Regions from separate parts of the Homo sapiens genome. Here region 2 is linked to region 1. A link is an interaction called in ENCODE POLR2A ChIA-PET data of the cell type or tissue named here. Cell type or tissue: Panc1. All regions are shown on one strand. Links, peaks and the distances in the headings refer to the core of each region. The heading gives the core; the rest is flanking DNA.

Region 1 (5,387 bases), core at 101-5,100:
CCAACTGGGGGCCTGCACTTTCCAACAGCCAGGATCTGTTGGGAAACATTATCAGTTGCCAGATTGATGACATTCTGTGGGTTTAAGAAGAAAAAAAAAGAGTTCCCTGAGAAATAGTTTTCCCCTCTGTGACATAGTGACAGCAGCATTCTCAGTATCATCTGTACAACAAAAACCCTGGACAGATAATGTTATGTGGCTGTTTATAGAGCAGCTGTTGGTGCCAGCTGAGGACCTGATGCCAAAGTAGAGGTAGAAAGGCAGGCACGGCAGGTGCACCAGCGCCGTCTCAGCCCTCAGAGCTGGTGGTCTGGATTGTTGTAGATAGATCTAGCTTCTTGACTACCTAGAAACTAAATGGACTGCCTGTCCTACTGGTGTAAGCCAGAGACTGTAAAGTGACAACTCAAAGGCTAAGTTTACCCTACAAGTGTTTGGCACCTAAAAAATTTGTGAGTGACTTGCCCATATTTAAAATCAGATTGCACATATAAAAATCTAGATTTCTGGCTTCTCTAAAAATCAGAGAGTCTTAGGCCCATAGTCTCACATCATCATAACTGGCAAAGCTGAGCACTAGTTGACCCCTTTACGGGGGGCATCACTCTCAAGTGCCCCTCAGTCTTCACCCCTGCTTCCCAGATCACCTCATTTACAATAACCCCCTGCCCTCATAGCTTTAATTCAGCCAGTCCTTTGTGTCAGTGGTTTCTTCTTACTTTTTTTCCTTCCTTCTTTGCTTCCTCTTTCCCTTCCTTCCTTCCTTCTTTTCCTGCTTTTTGGCTGAAGCTTCATTTCCACCTATAAAATTTTATAGAGGAATTTAGTCTACAAAGTAGATAAGAAAGGACAGCTGTGATAGAAGGATAGAAGCCCCCCCTCTTCCCCCTTTCAAGCTCATCTCCTGGCTTCCCTCATGGCCACCACAGGCAGACCTTTGTAGATGCCCTTGGCTCCACAGAGAACGAGCTGACATCACCGCTCCAAGATATCTTTTGCAACCAAATTTTGTATGAGAACTGCACTGCATAGTTGGAAGATGAATTTTCTGCCAGGGACCTGAAATACAGGAATTCTGTATTACAAATGAAAGGCAGGTCATGTGTTTCAGTAATCAAGGAAGCCTAAGTAAGGTTGACCTTGTGTATGGCAGTGTAAAGCCAACCCAGATATGTGCCTGAATAAAAGGCCACCCCACTCTCATTGCAAAGATTGGCTAACCTGCAAATCTCAGAATTTGTATGTACATATGCACATATATACACACGTATGCACACATCCTTTGAATAAAGCAAGACATAATACTTAAGTAGTCATCGTGGCCTAGAATGAGTTGGTTTTCTTAAGCATTCACCTGCTTCTTTTCATTAGGTCGATGACAGCATTCAGAGGAGACGGCAAAGTTATAAAATTATTTGCAAAGCACATAAAGGTAAGCAAGGGCCTGTGTGATCCCTAAAGGCCTCTCCCAGACCTCAGCTTTTTTCCTTTCAACCTCTTCTCCTAATCTCCTTAGCACATATTTTATTGAGTTCCTTCCTTATGTAACATTTAACAACTTTTCTGGTTTTTTAAATTCTATGCTTCTGCATACCTACCTCCCCAGTATGGCAGTCGCTACTGCCATGCTCTGTCCCTGTATAGAACCTGAGGCTTGACCCTTTGATTCCTTGAAGATTACCAGTTTTCTAGGGATATGCTCATCTCTGCCCTGGAAGTCGACCCTACACAAGGGTAGCTCCATTTGTATTTCACTTTCTTAACTTTGAGATAAAATGTTCTAAATTGGTGTAAGATAGCACTTTCTTAATGACTTCCTTTTCTTTCTTCTCTTTCATCTTGGAACAGGTCCAGGCGCAGGTAAAGTTGCTGGAGAAGCGTGTGGTGCACCTGGGTGTAGGAACTCCGGGGAGAATTAAAGAACTTGTTAAACAAGGTATGACAAGAGGGCAGTGATACTCTTGCCCAGGGCTGGGAGTTTGCCTTACCTACATGTGAGTCTCAGAAACTAAATTCAGGATATACAAAAACCAGACCTCTGTGTTAATTCAGGAATTGGAAACTCAGCCTTTAATCTCTGAAACCAACCAGCAAGTATAGCACAATAGGGAATGATAAGGACTGTGGCAAACTGAAGTACGTGTGCCCACCTAAACAGAGTCAAATTCCAGCTGCTATAAGCAGGTTAGTGGTTCCACATAGCCTTCATTCCACCAGTGTGCAGCCACTGCTTGAGTTGAGCAGTTCCCTGTCACTCCACTGAGTCTTGGGGAGACTCCCATTTTGAGGGCTGGTATATAAAACATACTAAAACAAAAAACGTAGTTTCCATGAATGTAATGCAGGCATTCCATAATAGTTCTTCCCAAATGTGTTTCTCTTTTAGTGCTTTACAGAAAGTATTCTAGACAACATCCACTGGTGGGTTTTTATAGTTTGCCAACTTTCTCAAAGCCAGTAGCCTAAGAACCTGCTAACCTGCCAATTATCTTATTACCTCTTCTACCTACCAGGCAGATTGAATGATTTCTTTTCAATACTTATTTCCAAATTACTTATGTATTATATAATAGAGCTTTTTTTTTAAATAACTGTCTGGAGCTATTCTCAGATTATTTTATATATCTAAAAGTAATGTGTTCATCAGTGTAGTAACTCATTATAGAGATGGTCATTTGCCAGGGAGCAACAAAAGCTAAAACTACTGTTGTTTCTCTCCAGATGAAAATCATCCAGGGTTAGTTGAACCCACTATATGCAGAGTTTTGTACAAATACCAACAACTAACAAATTTGGCTGCCCCTGACAAGGAAGGGAAACAACACTTTCGAGTTCCTACTTGTACGCAGCGCTACGCTTGACACCCTTACATATGTTACCTCATTTAGCACTCACAGCATCCTTACAGGCTAGCCTTTTTATTTTTTATGAGAGAGAACTGAAGCTCAGAGGGTTAAGTCACCCTCCCCAAGGTCTGTCAGTCTAGGCTCTCCTGGTTCTAGAGCCTTTTCCCCTCAAGGAGCTCCTGATCCAGCTGAAGAACTAAGTGTACATAGACTGAGATCGATAGCATGAGGCAGTAAATGCCAAGAGCCAAATGAGCACTTCTAAGTCCTACAAGAGTTGAAATGAGAAAGAGATAGTTATGCTGGCCTGAATCTGCAGGGCAGGGTCTTTAACTGATCTTTGAAGTGTGGGGAGGATTGAAATAGGCCGGGAGGGTCAGAGGAAGCATTCATGAATGGGAGAACAGCCCAGTGAGATTCTCAGAAAGCAGGCACATGCACATGGTATATCACAAGGAATTGATGAGGAGGTAAAACAATGTTGCAGTTAAGAGCCCCTGTGATGGACTCAGACCTCCAGATTCAAATCCCAGGTCTAGCAACTTACCAGCTCTGTGACCTTGGCAAGTTACTTAACCCTTCTCAGCCTGTTTCTTTGTGCGAACAACAGGGATAGTAATAGTAGCTACTTAGAGGTTTGTTATAAAAACAAAATGCCAATAAAGAGCTCAGCACAGTAAGTGTCACACCCTAAACACTTAACAAATATTAGTTATTTATTAAAGAGACCAACTTTCTTGCTTGGAAACTTCGTGGGCTCTAGTAGCAGCTGATGTAACTGGAAAGAAATTTGAGGAAAGTCCTTGAACAGTAAGCTGAGGAGTTTGGATTTTTGTCTTGTGGACATCCTATGGCATTTGAAAGTTAAGGAACAGATGAGAGGCACCAAGGCCTTCTATGAGACACAGATTTGGGAGTAATTGGCTGGGTATCAGAAGCTAAGGATGGACTCTCAGGTTGGTTCCTGCCTCCCTAACAGCTTTTAGCTAAAGATTCACCACCAGCCCCTCCTGGAATCCAGATTTTTTTGTGTGTCACCAGACTTCCCCAGCCCCCACCCCATGCAACAGGATTACTCTTCTCTGTATTTAAAAGAAAGAGAGGAAGAGAAAAAGCAAAGCTATCCAGACTATTGAAATCAGATCTCTACAGAGTTGTGAGACCTCAATATGAAGGCTTATTTCATATGGAAAAATCATTTAAAGGGCGATTTTTAAAAAAATATTAATGAAAATAATTTTTACATCTGATTCTAATTGGATGAATGGTTTCATATTCATTAACCACAGGTATTTGCCTACATACAAAGTGTTTAAAGAGAATAGTCCCAGCACCCTAAAAGTGAAAAATCTAACAGAGTGACACCAATAGCATATATGTAGCTGTTTATGACTTAATAAGATGTTTATACGTTTGATATATAAGGAGAGTTTTCAGACATTGAAAGATATCCCATGACATTGGGATGTATACAATTACAGGCAATTGTGTTGTTTTAATTTAGTAATGAAGGGGATTTTCTGACTATAGGAGCCTTTGAAAATGCAAAAATGTACAGAGAAGAAAACAAGTCACTTTAGAAGCAATCTCTTGTTAATAATGAATGTATTTCCTTTGAGTCTTTTTTCTATACAATTTGTATGTTTATTTTTATACAACAGAGATTGATTATACTGCATCTCATAACTTTATAACCTACCTTTTTCACTTGCTATATCTCATGAGGACTTACCTTCCTTGTCATGAAGCACGTTTAATTTTTCATTTGTATAGCTACACTATTTACAATATTCTATTGTAAATTTATTTTTTTGCAATTCTATTATGGTAGACTTTGGGTTGTTTCTAAATTGTTGCTATTATAAATAATGTGGCAATGATCATTTTTGCAAGTAGCTATGTTTATGTTTCTGATGCTTCACTGGGATATGTCATAGAAGGAAATTTATTTTATCAAATAAAAGCATTTTGGCTGGGCACCGTGGCTCATGCCTATAATCCCGGCACTTTGGGATGCTGAGATGGGCAGATCACTTGAGGTCAGGAATTTGAGATCAAATAAAAGCATTTTGAAGCTGTTATAATATTATGCTCAGTTTCATTCCAGAGAGGCTGTACCTATTTGCTTTCCTGAGAGCAGTTATATTAAGGGAAGACTGATGATCAACTCATTGTCTTTTCCAGTTCACTATTTTTATTTTAATTTTGCAGAGAGTTTTTAATAACAGGCATTTGAATTATAAAAAGCATGAACAAGTATTAGGGGCAAAGAGGAAAATATTTAAATACTACAGGGAAAAGCTGAGGGGAAGTGCCACAGGAGAGGAAGGCTGCAGGTACTGTTAACACAAGAGACGTGGAACAGCTTGGAGCAGAGGCAAGAACTGACTCTATGCCCAACTGTGAGACATCTGAGGACTACACATTCCCTGAGGTCCCCTTCAGCCCTCACAGTCCATAATTGTCTTCTAGACAAACAGGAAAGCAGAGAATGGAGTCATTAAGTGATTTACCAACCTCATCGAAGGATAGCTGAATAGA
Region 2 (5,387 bases), core at 328-5,327, 140 kb before region 1:
GCTTGAAATAATGTTGATAAAGAATATTAGTGTCAGTTTTCCTAATGGGAAGGAGGGGCATGCTTTAAACCTAGACTTTCTATGAAATATGCAGCCTTAGGAGAATATCCACTCTGATCAGTAAACGGTATATACATACGAATATATTTGTTTGTGGTGTTTTTTCTCAGTAGAATATCTCAATCACTGCAGTAGTCCACTTTCCTATTTTAATGTTTTGACTATCAGTTGTTTAAGTATCAAAAAACAACTTGGGATGTCAAGAAAAAAGCCATTTTGCTATCTCCATGTAGTCAGCAAAATGCTAGGGGGTTCTCTCCAGATAGCTTGAAGACCTGTTTATCTTATGTTATTTTTTAGGGTTGATCTGTTATCATAAATGTATATTCGAAATTGTTATCCAAATTGTATGTGTTTCAAGTTTGTGCTTTCTAGGATTATTAGCAATTTGATGATGAAAGCCATCTACATTTTCAAGTCCCTTGAACCAAATGTATTTTAAACAATTAAATTCATAAATGAATGTCCATGCTGTGCGCATATTCCTCCTTAAATTATTAGTATTATTATTATTATTTGAGACACAGTCTCACTCTGTCACCCAGGCTGGAGTTCAATGGCACAATCTTGGCTCACTGCAACCCCCGCCTCCTGGGTTCAAGCAATTCTCCTGCCTCAGCCTCCGGAGTAGCTGGGACTACAGGCGCATGCCACCACGCCCAGCTAATTTGGTATTTTTAGTAGAGACAGGGTTTCACCATGTTGGCCAGGCTGGTCTCGAACTCCTGATCCACCCGCCTCAGCCTCCCAAAGTGCTGCAATTACAGGCGTGAGACACTGCACACAGCTGAATTATTTACTTGAATTTTTTAATGCCCTCTGGTTCCCAGTAATCAAACACTTTGACCTTTTTCACCCCACCAAACTGTTAAAGAAATTGAACCATAGAAGAGGCAGAAACTTTTATCATTCTGATATAGGGGTATTTCTTGATTACCTTTAAATTTATTTTATTGTAATAGAAAAATTCAAATGTAGAGAGAAATGGAAAAGAAAGAATCCCCATGTGCTCATCACGAGCTATAGCAGTCATCAACTCATGGCCAACTTTGTTACATCTTTATTCCTTTCCCCCACATTGGATTCTTTGAAAGCAAATCACATACATGTAATTTCTATGGATGGTCTATTATGTGATTTGAACTTTGTTGGGCTCTGAGGATAAAAAGATGAATGAGACATAGTCCTTATTCTCAGGGATCTCATCAGATTCTTCTGGGATAATAATGTTTACTAGTAGTCAGTGTAATTATAAGTCCATTGTAACATAGAACCCAAAACTAAAAACCCCTGTACCATCTCTATACATTGCATAAACTTAATATAAAAGGAATTATGGTATAGTAGTTCCTAAATCCACTTTTAGGAAGGTCTTCTAAGGCATGAAAAATTTCCTAGCTCTGTCAACTAAAAAGGTCTAGAATCAATGACACCTTGTAGCAATGAACACATGCAACACATAAAGCTTCTACATCTCATTTCCCACTAAGAGGAACAAAGCCTTCTTGGAGAAGTAGCTGACTGCAGGGCTGTTGGAGGAAAAAAAAGATGAGCCTGGAACATCTTTTCATGCCACGATGTTAGGAAGTCTCAAAAAATGATGAGGACATGTCAAAAGGACACCAGAGTTGGCTTGAAAGGACTGCCACTGGCCTAATCTGAAACAACCTGAAGAGCGAAATAATTATAAAATGGAAGGTGACCCATTGAATAAAATAAGAATTCATGAGTTTGTTCATGGTGATAATAGGTAGATACTACATGTGTAAGAAAGAAAAGTTATTCTTTACAGTAGAATGCCTACTAATAAATGTAGAAGAAATATAGATTAGAAAACCACCATTTTGCAGCCATCATAGTTGCAAATAGTTAAGAAGTATCAATGGCTGCTGAAACAATTTTTTAAAAGTTCAGTGAGGAACAGGATATTTACATATCTCAAAGAATTTTCCACAAATTACTTATTAATAATCATGGGAAATAGTAGTTTTGGAGTAGAGAAGCCTGGTAGTGACACTTTAACCAAGTGATCAAAGTTACCATCATCAATAGTAGAACAAATTGACATCTTGTGCTTCTTGATATTACGCAGTGAGAAAGATACGTTATTTCTGTGGTATTCCTGCCCCAAATATGCATAATTAATTTAATATTAAGGAAATATCAGACAAACCTAAACTAAAAGATACTCTTCAAAAATGTTAGTATCCTGAAACACATAAATAAAGCTGAGCCATTTCAGATTAAAAGAAACCAAAGAGACATAAAAACTAAATGTGTGGGTTCTTTCATTTGGATCCTGGATCGGGGGAGGAAATGCAAACAGAACAGTATTGGGACAATTGGTAAAATTTGAATAAAATGTGGGGATGAAACATAATGTTGTGCTTATATACATTTCCTGATTTTGATCATTGTGGAGTAAGTGAATTTCTTTATTCTTAGGAAAATACATTGTAATATTTAGAGGCAAAGGGACATGATGTCTGCAACTTACTCAGATGGTTTAGAAAAACAAATGTGTGTATATGTAGAAAGAGAATAAAATGCAAAAGTGGTAAAAATTTTAATAACTGGTGAATATGGGTGAAGGGTAAAAGATTTTTTGTAGTATTCTTGCAAATTTTAAGTTTGAAGTTATTTTAAAATTTAACAAAAGATTAAAACAAAGCAAACAGACACACACACACACACGCACATTGTTATCTTCACTTTAAATAAAGCCAGCGCAACATATAGAAATCTGAAAATCATACCCTAAGATAAACTGAGGAATACAAAATTTTTGTCTCCCAACAAAGTTGCTACAGAAATCCTTTTAGCAATCTTTATGTTCAAATCATAAAATGTATAAATAACATAGAAATAGTGTCCCATATCCCCTTCTGTAAATTGAGGCACACCTACATTTGTTTTAGCTCTGTCCTGATAAGTTTCTCTATGCATCTTGCTTGCTTTGGGAAGCTCATTGCATAAAGCTGTGTATAAGTGAATGTTTAAATGTTTTTGAGGAAAATGACAGTGATGATAACTTGACCTCCAGTACAGATTAAGACCTTTAAAAAACTAAAGCTCTACTAATTTCTTCCTCACAATTACCTGAGTAGCTTTACAGCCACACTAACTGGCTCTGAATCGCTTAGGTTTTCCTTTTTAATCGCTTTTCTTTTTTTTTTTTTTTTTGGGGGGGGAGGGAACAGAGTCTCAAATCTCGCTCTGTCGCCCAGGTGGAGTGCAGTGGCACAATCTCGGCTCACTGCAACCTCTGCCTCCTGGGTTCAAGCAATTCTCCTTGCCTCAGCCTCCCGAGTAGCTGGGATTACAGGCACCTGCCACCATGTCCAGCTAATTTTTGTATTTTTAGTAGAGACAGAGTTTCACCATACTGGCCAGGCTGGTCTTGAACTCCTGACTTCAGGTGATCCAGCTGCCCTGGCCTCCCAAAGTGCTGTGATTACAGGCGTGAGCCACCACGCCCGGCCTCTCTTTTCTTCTCATTAAAATATAACTCTTACAGAAATAATAAGAAAAGTAATGAAGTAATGAGTCTATTATTTTGAGCCCATCCAAAAAAAATTGCTTAACTGGCAACAGATAGAAAAATAAGATATTGAATTATCCAAAAGCTGATTAGCCAAATTATTTCTTTTTTCACCATTTTTTTGCTTATAGAGAATTCGAGTAGGGAGCGGAAACAGGCAATACTACTCAGTCAGTTGTAGTTTCTTATTGACTGTTCGGTTTAATTTCAAAATTAACAAACATTGTAATTGCAAAAGATTGGAAATAACCTAAATGTACTTTTGTAGGGACTGGAAGTAAATAGGATTATTCATTTATCCAATACTATGCTTCCATAACAAAAACTGGAAAGCTATTTATGGGTTTTGTTTGTTTCTTTCTTTTTAAAGGACACGATCTCAGTCCATGTCCTACATAGTAGCCTCAAACTCCTGGGCTCAAGCGATCCTCCCACCTCAGCCTCCCAAGTAGCTGAGATTACAGGTGCCAAGCCACGGTGCCCAGCTGCTCCTTATGTACTGATACAGCAGGATCTCCCAGATGTATTGTTAAGTCCAAAAGGCACAGTACAGAACATATTGTCTATATCGTATGCTACCTTTTGCATGTAATAAAAAGAAGAAAGAATGAACGTACATGTTTGTCTGCATATGTATAAAACGTCTTTGAAAAATGCACACACAATATTGCTTGCCTAAGGAAATAAGAATTTTGTGTTGGGAGACAATAATTTTGCATTAATTCAGCAATAACAGATGTTGGAAAAACTCCTAAATTTAATGCTTATAAAAAGAATAGGAAATTATGCTTTCACCAGTGTTGTATTGGTATTGAAATTATCATCATCTAATAATAGTTCATCAAACACAGAGACATTCCCAGACCTTTCACTGTAGTGGTGAAAACCATTATGCATTTTATCTAATTCAGTTAGTCTGCTTTACTTATTAACTTGACCTCAAAAAACTGAGCAACCTTTTCTAAGTGTTCTTGATCACAGTAGTACAGCCTATGAAGTACATAAGAAGTACAGCCAAGACTCACCTGCTACAGGAATATCAAAGAGCAGATGAAATATAATCTATGATTATATTTCACAGTATGTAGTATAAAGATTTCACAGTATAAAGATTTCAGTGGAGTTCTACAAAAATACCAACTTGGTTTAATACTTAATGGAAAGGAAAACAGTAAAATTTATTTCAAATTAGATAGTGTAAGATTCAGTCTTATAATATGCGGGATACCAGGAGTACCTTGGAAAAGCCAGATACCAAATAAGATCTAGGAAATTTTTAGGAATCCAGAAGAATCTAGAAAAGCATTGTCCCTAGAGTTGATATTTCAGTATATCACCAAGTAATTTTTCATCCAAGATCTCAGTGCTTCCCTTAAATTAGATATTAAATGGCATGTGGTAATTCCCCCCAGTGGTTTTCTTCACAGTTAACGACTTTCTTCTTTTTTTTTTTTTTTGAGATGGAGTCTTGTTCTGTTGCCCAGGCTGGAGTGCAGTGGCATGATCTCGGCTCACTGCAACCTCCACCTCCCAGGTTCACACCATTCTCCTGCCTCAGCCTCCCGAGTAGCTGGGACTACAGACGCCCGCCACCATGCCCGGCTAATTTTTTGTATTTTTAGTAGAGATGGGGTTTCACTGTGTTAGCCAGGATGGTCTCGATCTCTTGACCTCATCATCCGCCCACCTTGGCCTTCCAAAATGCTGGGATTACAGGCATGAGCCACCGTGCCTGGCCTCATAGTTAACAACTTTCTTGATCTATCTACCTGCATTTTATAATTGG

Evidence for each region. ChIA-PET counts read pairs that join two places held together with the same protein. Peaks named below come from ENCODE experiments on the same cell type or tissue, not always from the same donor. Only the 100,000 strongest peaks of a DNase experiment are listed, where the experiment ranks them.
Region 2: POLR2A ChIA-PET joins it to region 1 with 11 read pairs; 2 of 35 experiments call an interaction of 5 or more read pairs at or near these places.

Annotation. Positions count from the first base shown.
Region 1 is chr3:100,170,468-100,175,854 of GRCh38, forward strand. It overlaps CMSS1 (cms1 ribosomal small subunit homolog), which reads left to right. Exons shown (of 10, transcript NM_032359.4): 7 at 1,372-1,432; 8 at 1,849-1,936. Among named protein-coding and RNA genes, the nearest start is that of FILIP1L, 59 kb to the left of the region's middle. In Panc1, for the core only: no CTCF peak of the experiment used is centred there; no DNase peak of the experiment used is centred there.
Region 2 is chr3:100,034,714-100,040,100 of GRCh38, forward strand. The region is part of intron 1 of CMSS1 (cms1 ribosomal small subunit homolog); the gene reads left to right. The region is part of intron 1 of FILIP1L (filamin A interacting protein 1 like); the gene reads right to left. It overlaps LOC105374010 (a long non-coding RNA gene), which reads left to right. Exons shown (of 5, transcript NR_189163.1): 5 at 5,062-5,387. Among named protein-coding and RNA genes, the nearest start is that of MIR3921, 73 kb to the left of the region's middle. In Panc1, for the core only: no CTCF peak of the experiment used is centred there; no DNase peak of the experiment used is centred there; H3K27ac peaks cover 524 bases.